2 separate regions of the Homo sapiens genome follow, and region 1 is linked to region 2. Evidence: read pairs that join two places in POLR2A ChIA-PET (ENCODE). Cell type or tissue: MCF 10A. All regions are shown on one strand. Links, peaks and the distances in the headings refer to the core of each region. The heading gives the core; the rest is flanking DNA. Region 1 has its middle 24 kb from the start of THBS1. Region 2 overlaps LOC105370777 (a long non-coding RNA gene).

What was found. ChIA-PET counts read pairs that join two places held together with the same protein. Peaks named below come from ENCODE experiments on the same cell type or tissue, not always from the same donor. Only the 100,000 strongest peaks of a DNase experiment are listed, where the experiment ranks them.
Region 1: POLR2A ChIA-PET joins it to region 2 with 14 read pairs; 2 of 35 experiments call an interaction of 5 or more read pairs at or near these places.

Annotation. Positions count from the first base shown.
Region 1 is chr15:39,554,141-39,559,522 of GRCh38, reverse strand. No RefSeq gene overlaps it. Among named protein-coding and RNA genes, the nearest start is that of THBS1, 24 kb to the left of the region's middle. In MCF 10A, for the core only: no CTCF peak of the experiment used is centred there; DNase peaks (open chromatin) are centred at 2,852 and 4,962.
Region 2 is chr15:39,388,613-39,393,994 of GRCh38, reverse strand. The region is part of intron 1 of LOC105370777 (a long non-coding RNA gene); the gene reads left to right. Among named protein-coding and RNA genes, the nearest start is that of LINC02915, 140 kb to the right of the region's middle. RefSeq lists an enhancer at 1-27. In MCF 10A, for the core only: no CTCF peak of the experiment used is centred there; a DNase peak (open chromatin) is centred at 2,614.

The DNA.
Region 1 (5,382 bases), core at 247-5,246, 170 kb before region 2:
AGTAAAAAATACATGCATATGTATTTAGAATTAAAAAATCTTGGACAGAAATACATATTAGCTTTTAATTTTTGGTTTCATATTAAATTTTATTTTTTATATCTGTATTTAAAATTTTAATGTATTTGCCAAAATTTCCACAAAACCATGTAGTATTTTTACAAAGAGAAAAAATTTTTAAAGAATGTGAGATAAGAATCTAAAGTCCTTATGAGTCCAGTTTCCTCATACTTTCTACAGAAATCTCTCTTTCATTAAATTCTAATTAAACATTATTTCCCAAGGATGTCATCACTAAGGATAACTGCTCAAAAATATTTTTGAGTTATTTTAAATGTAATTATAATAATGTAGCAGAAATGTTTTCCTTGTTTTTATGGCACATGTGTATAATTTTAGCTATACTATGAATTTGTTAGGTTTAGACTACACACCTGACTATTTACAGCACTGTCCCTTTGGAAAATGGGTTCTGACCTTTAAACTATGAATTTAAAAAGAAAGTTTTGGGATACAACTCATTTATGCGTATCTTGTGCTTCTAGATCTTGTAATGTGAATTTCTCATCATTTATTGTTCTTTAACATTCTGCAGGGGACTTTATGGGTGTCTTATGATCTCAGATGAGACTGGAAACTGGTCTGGAATGACAGGTATACACACTGCTAGGCAGGTAGGATCATTTCTTCACACTTCCAAGAGTATACAGTAGGCACTCAATAAACACTAGTAGAACAAAATAGAAGACAGTCTTGGTTTGGAAGAAGGCAGGGCATCAGGTTGCTGCAGAGGGCTGAGCCTGAGGCTGACAGACTGCATCCAGCACGGGTGAGGGCACAGCATTGTCTTCCTGGTTCCTTGGCCTAGATACAGGGTGCAGATTGCATTTCACTTCATTGGCTTTAGGTTGGGAGCTAAGCTTGCTATTAATAGTTCCTCCTTAGTCTTGTGTTTGGTTTCTTCACTCTCACACACCTGGTGAGGCTCCTTCTCCAGAGAGGGGCTGTTTCCTGAACTCAGAGTTTTGTGCGTCTTGGACTTGGGCTTCCAAGAATTCACCCCTCTTGGGATCAGTCAGCTTTGCGACAGATGTCTCTTAACTCTGAAGAGAGTTCTCTCTCCTGTCGGAGCACTCAGAAAAATTTCTCTTATTATTTTTTTCCTCCTAAAAACCCACCATTAAAGTCAAGCCAGTAACAATGTAAAATTATTTTTATGATGCTTTGCAGCATACTACGCTCTCAATTTACCCATATTTCATAGTAATGGGGGGATTGACCCTGTCCCCTTTCTAAAACTAAGCAATAAAAACCTCTATGTTTTCCAGGAATGTTCTCTCCAAGGGACACATGCTTTTACGCAGAAGGCTCTTACTTCCTGTGACAGAAATTTTAGTGGGGCATGGACTATGGTTCAGATAATGCTACCCCTGCTTTCTTACCACTGGCCCCACCAGGAACTTCTCTTACAAATAAGCCCTTTGTTGATGAGTGGGTTTGCCTGTCATCTCCTCCAGAACATAACATGGCACATAGGTCTTAGAGGCTGCTGGTATCCATTAGCATTTAAGAGGCTAAAGAGACCCCCTTGGGGGAAAATGTGGCCAGCATGCTGGTCATCTTTGAAGCTCAAGGTAAGGCTACCATTAAGTGAGACTTGGAATGGTTGTTCCTTAAAATATGAACCACAGGCCACCTGGATCAAAATCATCCCAGGAGCTTGTTAGGAAAGCAAATTCCTGGGCCCCACTCCAGAATTTCAGTTCCTGGAGAGGGAAGACTTAGGATTTGTGTTTTTTTTTTTTTTTTGAGATGGAATTTCACTCTTGTTACCCAGGCTGGAGTCCAGTGGTACCATCTCGGCTCACTGCAAGCTCCGCCTCCAGGGTTCAAGTGATTCCCCTGCCTCAGCCTCCCTAGTGGCTGGGATTATAGGCACACGTCACCATGCCTGGCCGATTTTATATTTTTAGTAGAGACAGGGTTTCACCATGTTGGCCAGGCTAGTCTCAAACTCTTGACCTCAGGTGATCCACCCGCCTAGGCCTCCCGAAGTGCTGGAATTACAGGCATGAGCCACCACGCCTGACCAGGATCTGCGTTTTTAACAAGAGCCTTGGGAAATTCTGGTACATACTCATTTAGAGGCTGGATGCCGAGTCTGGTTCTCTTTCTACCATGTGGGATGCCTCTCATCACTGTGTGCCTTAGCAAAATGCATTTTCCCGTCTTCTCTGGGGTGGACTACAGTGACCCAGCCACCCCTTTGCATGCACACTTTTATTTTTTCATTCTGCAGATATTGTGTGAGAATCTACTATGTTCTACATATTGAAAAATCGTGAGAAATCCAAAGATGGCATCCAAAGGTGCCTTTGGGGGCAGTAGCTATAGTAAAATAGTATATACAATCATTTAGTTGGCACGTCCAACCCGCCTTATTTTGTTGTTCTTTTTATTTTGTTTTAGGCTTTTAGCAGCCTGAAGCCATGGCTTTTAGTTTCTGTCTCTAGTGATAAATGGAAAAGAGGGATGAGGAAGGGGCTTTACTGGCCTAACCAGAAACAGCAACTAAGAACCTGTGACTGTATTCTCTCCCTTGGGCACCCCTGAATTGTTCCCCGCCTTTGCCATTTCTCATGCTGGACCCTGTGTGTGGCAGGAAACCCTTCCACGTGGAACCCACCCACCGAGTAAGCAGGACCCTCATCCAGTTCTTTCCTTGATGGTAGAACACTGCTCAGGTCCCACCCACCTTGTGCTTTGGCAGCAGCTGCAGTGGCAGCTGGCCTAAGTAGTGCGTTTTTGATTCATGGTGAGATGTGATGGGTAGCGGGGCCTGCAGGCTTGTTTGGGCTTGTTCTTCTGCTTGGGTTCAGGCATTCGGTGTTTAGATTTAATGTTTCAACATCCAACAGCTTCTCAGTTTGCGCAGAGGTCTAAATCATAGACGTCTTATCTAAAGCAGGCAAAAAGCATCTGCTATTGCTGGGAATGTTCATACTGAATGCTTTGGAATCCAATTTTATGATAATTTCTCCTTCTTCCCCACCCCACATCTCCTTCCCTTTTTTTCTCCACTCAAAGAAGTCCATTGCTTGCAGCCACCCAACTTCAGTACATATTTTGCTTGTTTGTTATCCCTCATCTACTTAGGGGAAATGGTTGCAAGAACAACTTCAGAGGTATATTAGTCTACACAAGACAAGAGAAGCAAGGACTAGTCCCTGGAGAAGTGAACAAGGGAGACTAAGTATATGAAAGTTCTCCATCTAGGGATGCCGAAAGTTCATCCTGAGGCTTCTGGAATCTTTGCCTCTGCTCCGTTTTTGTTTCTCTAGCATCCATTGAGCATTACTAAGTGCTTTACCCTGTTGCTCACTACAACCTATTTTGCTGATATGAAAAGAAAGGCTGAGCGAGGTTGGGCAGGTTGCCCAAGTGCACATAGAACATGCTGGGGCCAGGATTTACACCCTCACACTCTAGCTCCAGCAGGGGCACTCCTAGCTGCTCTGCTATCTGCCCTTCTCAAGCGGTCCTGCATTTTTCTCTATGGCCTTTTAAATGCTTGCTGGCTGCAGAGCTCCTTTTCAATTCCTTCTACCTGATTCTTAATCCAGGGGGGGCAGAGATTGACTCACCAGCAGTTGGAATCCATAGAATTCTACGTGAAGCATTTCCAAGGAGTAGGATCACACCCAGAAGAAGGGGATCTTTGCCCTTCCTGACTCCACAGGGAGCTAGTGGGACAGTGAGATTGGTGGAGACTGCCACAAACATTTCTGTGTAAAAGAAAAGCTTGCTTATTGGCCGGGCCCCAGTGAAAGGGTCTGTATGCCAGGGCTGTCCAGTGATGCTCTCAAGGCTCTCAAGGCCTCTCAGGCACAGAGGCAGAATAGAGGGCAGTGGGGAGCTGGGGGAACTGGGGAGAAAACCCTCTTAAAGAGAACAGGGGCTGACTGAACAATGCAGGGAAAGAGCATAGATTGAGAAGTCCGAGGGACACAAGTTCAAATCCAGACAATTGCATTTGCTAGATGTGTATGGAAGTTGCTCAGTTTCTCCAAGTCATAAGTCTAATAACTGCCTCACAACTCTGCCATTGCAGTTAAAGTGAGCAATACGAATGATGTGCCTCATACAGGGCTTGACTCTTACCAGGCACTCAGCTCATGGTGGCTGTTATTAGCCCAGGGGCAGATACAGGGAATGAAAATTCCTTTCTCCCTTTGACCACCAACCCAACCTCTCCTTTTTCTTCTTAGATTAGGCTGCTGTAGAGGTATGGATGTGTTTCTGGTTTTGGCTGTTTGCACATGCTGATCAAATTATGACAGTAGTGTGAACTTAACCTGAAATTAGAAAGAGAAACCAAATTATGACAGCAGTTGGGCAAAAAGATCTTCAAGTGGATTATTTGGTTAATAGACATTCCCTGTGGCATTTCATTTTTTTTTCTAGAGAGAAACCATTGATAGATATTAATTAGTATTCTGAATGTACTTTGTCTTGGCAATGCCTCTGCTGATCCTGATCTGAAGGTGGGTTGGCTGCCTCCTGTACAGCCTGACCTCCTCTCCAGGGTGCTGGACACTCTTACCCATGTTGATAGTTGAGACATTTTTGTGGTCTGTGTCCTTTTGTTTCTAAAATATAAGGGGTTCTAGTGAATTTTCCTCCAATGAGCTAGTTTGCCTTTTTGTAAGTAGTCTCAGCTGTCTGCTGTTTTTTCCTATAGATTAAGCCTTGTGGGCTCACCTGTCTCATTTTGCTCTTCTCTCTGGGGGTTGCCCTCATCCCCCTTTGCAAGTCTTCTTCTGGTATCTTTCAGGGGTCTTTTGTTCTCTCTTCCACATTGTTAATTAGAATGCAGAATCCAATCTGGAGTGAGCAAGCACTGACCCCAGGGCACCCTGCTAAGCACCTCTTCTTGCTGGAGATGTGCCACAGAGCCTCACCTTTCCTTCGTAATCTTTTGTTAGTGTTCAACCCATGTGACTTGCTCTCCCTGCCAATTTGAACCTTTAAATGTCAGCAATTAAAATTTCATGAGCTGTTGTATGAAATGCTGCAACTCAAGCCCCAAACACAGCAGCTGCTGTGTTTCTTTTGTCTTCTCATATGGTTACCCTTTCCAAAACAAGATATCATGTTGTTTTGGATTTTTTTGTCCTTAAGAAAGCCGTTTTGCTTATTGCTTGAGACATTCCACTGTCCTTGATACATTTACAAACTATATTTTTAGCCACAACTATCCTTACTTTGCTAATTACAGATTTACAGGTGCTGGTTAGTTTCAGAACAAATGTCCAGACATTTTCAGTTTCCACTCCCCTCCACCCATCTGCTTCCCAGTAAGTTGTGAGAAATAATGAAACT
Region 2 (5,382 bases), core at 283-5,282:
AAAAGCAAAGGGACTCTTCAGGTTTTCTGATGTGTGTATCCTTAGATTGAGAGAGAGAGAGCAAGAGAGAAAAGTCAAGTCATTTTTGATCAGTACTCCTCTGGTCCTTTGAGGTATTATATTGCCATTTTGGTGGGTCTCTGACAGCTGTGTCAGACACCAAGTCAGCTGGTGCTATGCTAGGATGATGCATCTGTGAAAACTCACAGAGGGGGTTCCCAACCATACCTCTGGAGCCGTGGACACTCAGGATTGGTTGCTGTGTGGGGAGGACAAGGGAGTCTGACGTGGCTGGAGCAGGAAAGGGTTTATATGCAGGTGTGAGCTATCACTGACTTGCTGGCCTGTTTGTTCTCTGTGGCATGTGCATTTTGTCTTTCTTTCCCTTAATATTTTAAGTGATTTCTTGTGTATATTCTGTCCCTGAAACTGCCACAACACTAAGCTTATTTTTCCATATCTCACCTGTACTTCACATTACTAGGTATTAGAAAATAATAAAAATACAGGCACTGGTGTTTATTTACTCAGCTTGGTTACTGCCTTAATGCTTTTCGGGGCTTGTCCTTTATTTATTTGCATTTCCCTCCTGTCATTTTTTATGTCGTTGTTTTAGCATCTAGCAAACTATCCTGCACACTTGTAGGATATATACTAAGAAGAAAATGGTAAATATGCTCTTAATTGCTGTTTTCATATTTAAGTGCTATCCCTCCATCATTGCACTACAATGGTGTATCTGCAGACTATGGCTATGGTTATCACTAGTTACATGGACAGAGCAGAGATTTGTGGGCTAGAAGCCAATTTCCAACAATGTCCACACCTTCTCTGGGACTCCAGATTCCTGGAGTACAGACAGCAACTTTTGCTTCATTATATACAGCTTAAACCTCTCAGAGTGCTGTTTTATTTTGGTTTGGTTTTGATTTGGGAGGTTAGAGGAAGAGTCTAACTAAGATTATTATATTTTCTCAACCAACACGGTAAAATGCACTTTTTAAAAGTCAAAGACACATACTACTTTGTAAAAAGTGGGTTTCAATATTTGAAGTCATGAACTAAACTTTTAGGCATAAATGCAGGACTTTTTCATAGGCCTTGTTCAATTCTCAGATTATAATACAACATTTATTGAATGGCTCTTTTTATGCAAGGCAAGCAATTTATTTCTTATTATTTGATATCATTTCCTGAGGAGATGAGTTCTGTGCTTATAACCCAGATTGGGGGTTATCTTGCAGATGAGGTGCTGCAGATGCATGTAACCCAGATTGTAGGTTATCTCACAGACGAGATGTGAGTCATCTTGCAGATGAGATGCTGTGACACTAGGCAGGCATCTGATAGCAGACGGGAGTATCTACTCAGTGTAATGGGTCATTCTGTGCCTGGGAGTGAAAATTTGACATGTAGGGATAAGCTGTCAGTCCAGCAGGAAACCTGTTTTGAATTCTCTCTAGATTTTTAGAATTTTAAAATACGTTTTTCAGAGAAAGGTTAACCATGTTTATCCATTCTTATTTGCTCAACAAGTATTGACTGAACAATTTAATGTACAAAACAGGAATAGAGCAATGAATAAGATGGTCATTTTCTCCTGCTCTCATTGTTTACGTTCTAGTAGGAAAAACAGACATTCACAGAGATCTGAATACTTAATTATTGCATTCTAATTGCAATTGTCTTGAAGGTGAAACACTGAGTCGTATGAGAAAATATAATAGGAGACAGTGTATTCACAGAATTTCACAATTCTGAAAAAGTGACATTTAGACAGAAATAATGGTGAATGAAAAGAAATGAGCTAAGATGGTGGGGTGGGGATGGGGAGGAAGATTGTGATTCAGGCAAGGACATGACATGTGATAAGGTCCTGATGCATGCAGGTTTTAGGTTAAGGACCTAAAAGAAGGATAAAGTAGAGCTTAGTGGGTGCAAGGGAGAGTGGAATGAGATGAGGCTGATGAGGGCAGCTAGTCATGCGTTTTAACTTTTTTATTAGAACATCAGGAAACCAAAGACGTTTTTGAGCAGTGGCACAACACAATCAGATCTGTGTTTCAAGAAGAGGGGCTGGCTGCTGGTGGAAAGTGGGTTGAAAGGTGGTAAAGAATGAAGGGATAGCAGGAATGAAGCTACTTCAACAGTCTAAGCTAGAGATGAGGTGGTAGTTTCTTTGTGATTTAATGCTTTAAATGCCTACTGTATTTGGGGTGTTGGATCAGCACTAATTAGTACTAGCTAAGCTGTACATTTCCTGGCAGTTTCTCAGTGTTAAAGTGAGGGCACCCAGTCCTCCACACCAACTATGTATGTCTCAACTGGGTTTGTATTTAAGGATGGTATGTGTAATGCTATCTGTTTCCTTAGGGCTTAGAACCCTGTAAAATTGAAGGCAGCAGCTTCTATGAGCTCTGGCTTTTGTAAAAGGCAGTGAAAATTTGATTATTTAACAACCTTCTGGCTGCACCCATTCTTGCTCTTGTTATTTATTTATTTATTTTTGACAGTTAGCGTGCCATGCTTTGGAAATGCCATATCTGTTGTGCAATATCTGGGTGACTAATTGAGGCAGGGTTTCCCACACTAGGGGAAACACTCTCAGCTCATGGGGAACGTGCCAGCGTAAGGATCAAATGCATCCCAATCCTGTAGGTCAGGTGCCCTGTCTTCCTGATTGTGTGCCAGATGCTGCTGCTAATGATATGAGCTTCACAGTTCTGCTCCCAGAAGCTGCTGCTGAAGCGTCTGACTTGCGGCTCTCTAGATACGGAGGCCATCTCATAATGGGAAAGTCTTTTCACTTGGTCATTTATTACATTGCACCAGGTTTTCGCACCTTTTGGTAGTCTATAAGAAATGTTAAATAGTGGAAACTTTGGAGACAGACATATCTTGATTGTACTATGTGGAGCTCTGTAGCCTTGGGCATATTATTTAACCTCTGTGAACCTGATTTTCCTCACCTGTGAAAAGGAGATAATTATAACACTGGCCTTTTGAGATTCCCAAGGGAACTAAATGTGATGGTGTATATAAAGTGCCCTGCACACAATGTGGCTACCACACTGTAGGCATCTGATAACTATAAGTTTCCTTCCCTATATTAACCATGTAATAACTAGCTTGTCTGATGTCACACAAGGGGTCCAGAGTCTTTCTGCAGTATTGGGATAATCACCACATCTCCATATTTTGTAGCTGATTTGGTTGTTTCACTTGTCTATGCTGTTTCTCTTTTCTGAGGGCACAGATAACTAAATTTTCAGTAGAAGGATGAGGCAGGTAAGACTATAAGCTCTGAGTATACCTGACTATAACTTGTAGACAATTAGCAACATAATATATGCAGTCTGGTATTTGGTCTCGGACAAATGCATGAGATGATATGGTGTTGTTCTCAAATAGTTAAGAGAATGGATCCTTCATCTATGAATTTACTGAAACCTCATTTGAACCATTGATGATCACCTACTACATCTTTGGGTTAATAGGTCCATGAATGTCTTAACTACATTCAAAGAAGTGCTTTTCCATTGTGTTTCAACTTATCCTTTTGCTAACCTTAAATGGTGCTTCTCTGTTCTATTGTTTTTTTGAGTTGAGCAATAAATTGTTTTCACCTTAAACCCTTGTTTTCAGTTTAGGCAGCTGAGCCATAGTGAAAAAGCACTGGACCTGGGTTCAGAACATTGGTGCAGAGTCTCATTTCTGCCTCCTGCTTTTTGGATAGATGCCATTTCTTTGAGCCTCGGTTTTCTCATATGTGAAATGGTGATAATTCCACTCTGACCCCTTTCTGTTAGCTGTGAGGATCAAAGGGTATCATTGAAACTTTCATAACCTGTAAAGCACCATACAAAGGTTCTCCTCCAGTTCTACTGAATTAGAGTCTCTGGTGATGGGACCCAGACACCATTACTAAAAAAAAATTTAACAAAGTGATTCTTATGTGGAATAAAGTTTAAAATCCACTGCCCTATAAAAATACAGGATGACATCCCCATTGACAAATTACAGACATTATTTGTCTTAGATGGACTCAAATCATTTTGGTGATTTGATGAATCTGGTGTTCACTCCTGAATCTGGCTGTTCACTCGTTACCCCTTCAGTGATTACTTTCAGGCCTGCCATTGTCCTCGCCTGTATTATCTTTCCACAACCTGGTTCTCCAGCCACATCAGACTACCTGTAGTTGCCATTCACCGAAAGTCCCATTCACTTCCCTGCCTTTGTGATTCTGCTGAGTAATTTCTCGGGAGAATATTCTTACTGTAGTGCAGGGACCTGGCCTTCTTATAGCACTGATAGAGACATAGACATAGGCACATAGGAAGTGATCTTACGACCATTCAATTTATCTTCTGCTTTATAGAGGGAAACCTTGAGACCCAAAGAATGTCAGTGATTTTCCTGAGGTTACTCAGTTAACGGTAGAGTCAGTATTAGAATCCAGGTCTCCTGACTCTCAAGCCAGTGCTCTTTATACTATACATCCTTCTAAAAATACTAATTGAAGCCCGGCACGGTGGCTCACGCCTGTAATCCCAGCACTTTGGGAGGCCGAGGTAGGTGGATCACTTGAGGACAGGAGTTGGAGACCAGCTTGGCCAACATGGTGAAACCCCATCTCTACTAAAAATACGAAAATTAGCTGGGTGGGTGGTGCTCGCCTGTAATCCCAGCTACTTGGAGGCTGAGGCAGGAGAATTGCTTGAACCTGGGAGGTAGAGGTTGCAGTGAGCCGAGATCGGGCCACCACTCCAGCCCAGGTGACATAGCAAGACTCCGTCTCAAAAACATAAATAAAAAATAAAAATACTAATTGAGCACCTATTATACACTGGGCACTGTCGTGTAGTTGTGCTAATAAATAAATATGCAGGCAGTCTTATGTATCCCATGCAAAATTTAAGCAAGTGCTTGTAATTTAGCACTTGTAATTTTTAAAACGATCTTTTCTAGTATACTTAAACACATACTTAATCTTCAGATATTTTCAGGACAGTATACTTTCTCCTCTAGTGTGTCCTTCTACCACCCACAGCCCATGTGCATCTTCCTTGTACTCCACATCTTACCTGAGCTGCCTGAAGTCAGGGCTTCCCTCCAGAGATTGCGTTCACCCTCTTCCTCCAGTCTCAGAGCATGAGCAGGCTGCTTCGGGCCTATTTCCTTCATCTCAGTGCTCACGTTTGGCTGCCTCACTGTGGCTCCCTTTGGTCGCCACAGATAGTCTTTAGATGGATCCTTTAACTTCACATCTGATGTCCTGACATCTGTTCCTCAGGACCGTCATTTACCTGGGGTTTGTACTTGGTGTTTTACTTTGGGAGATATTTTTAAGTTGTGATCTGATACAAAGATTTTGTTAGA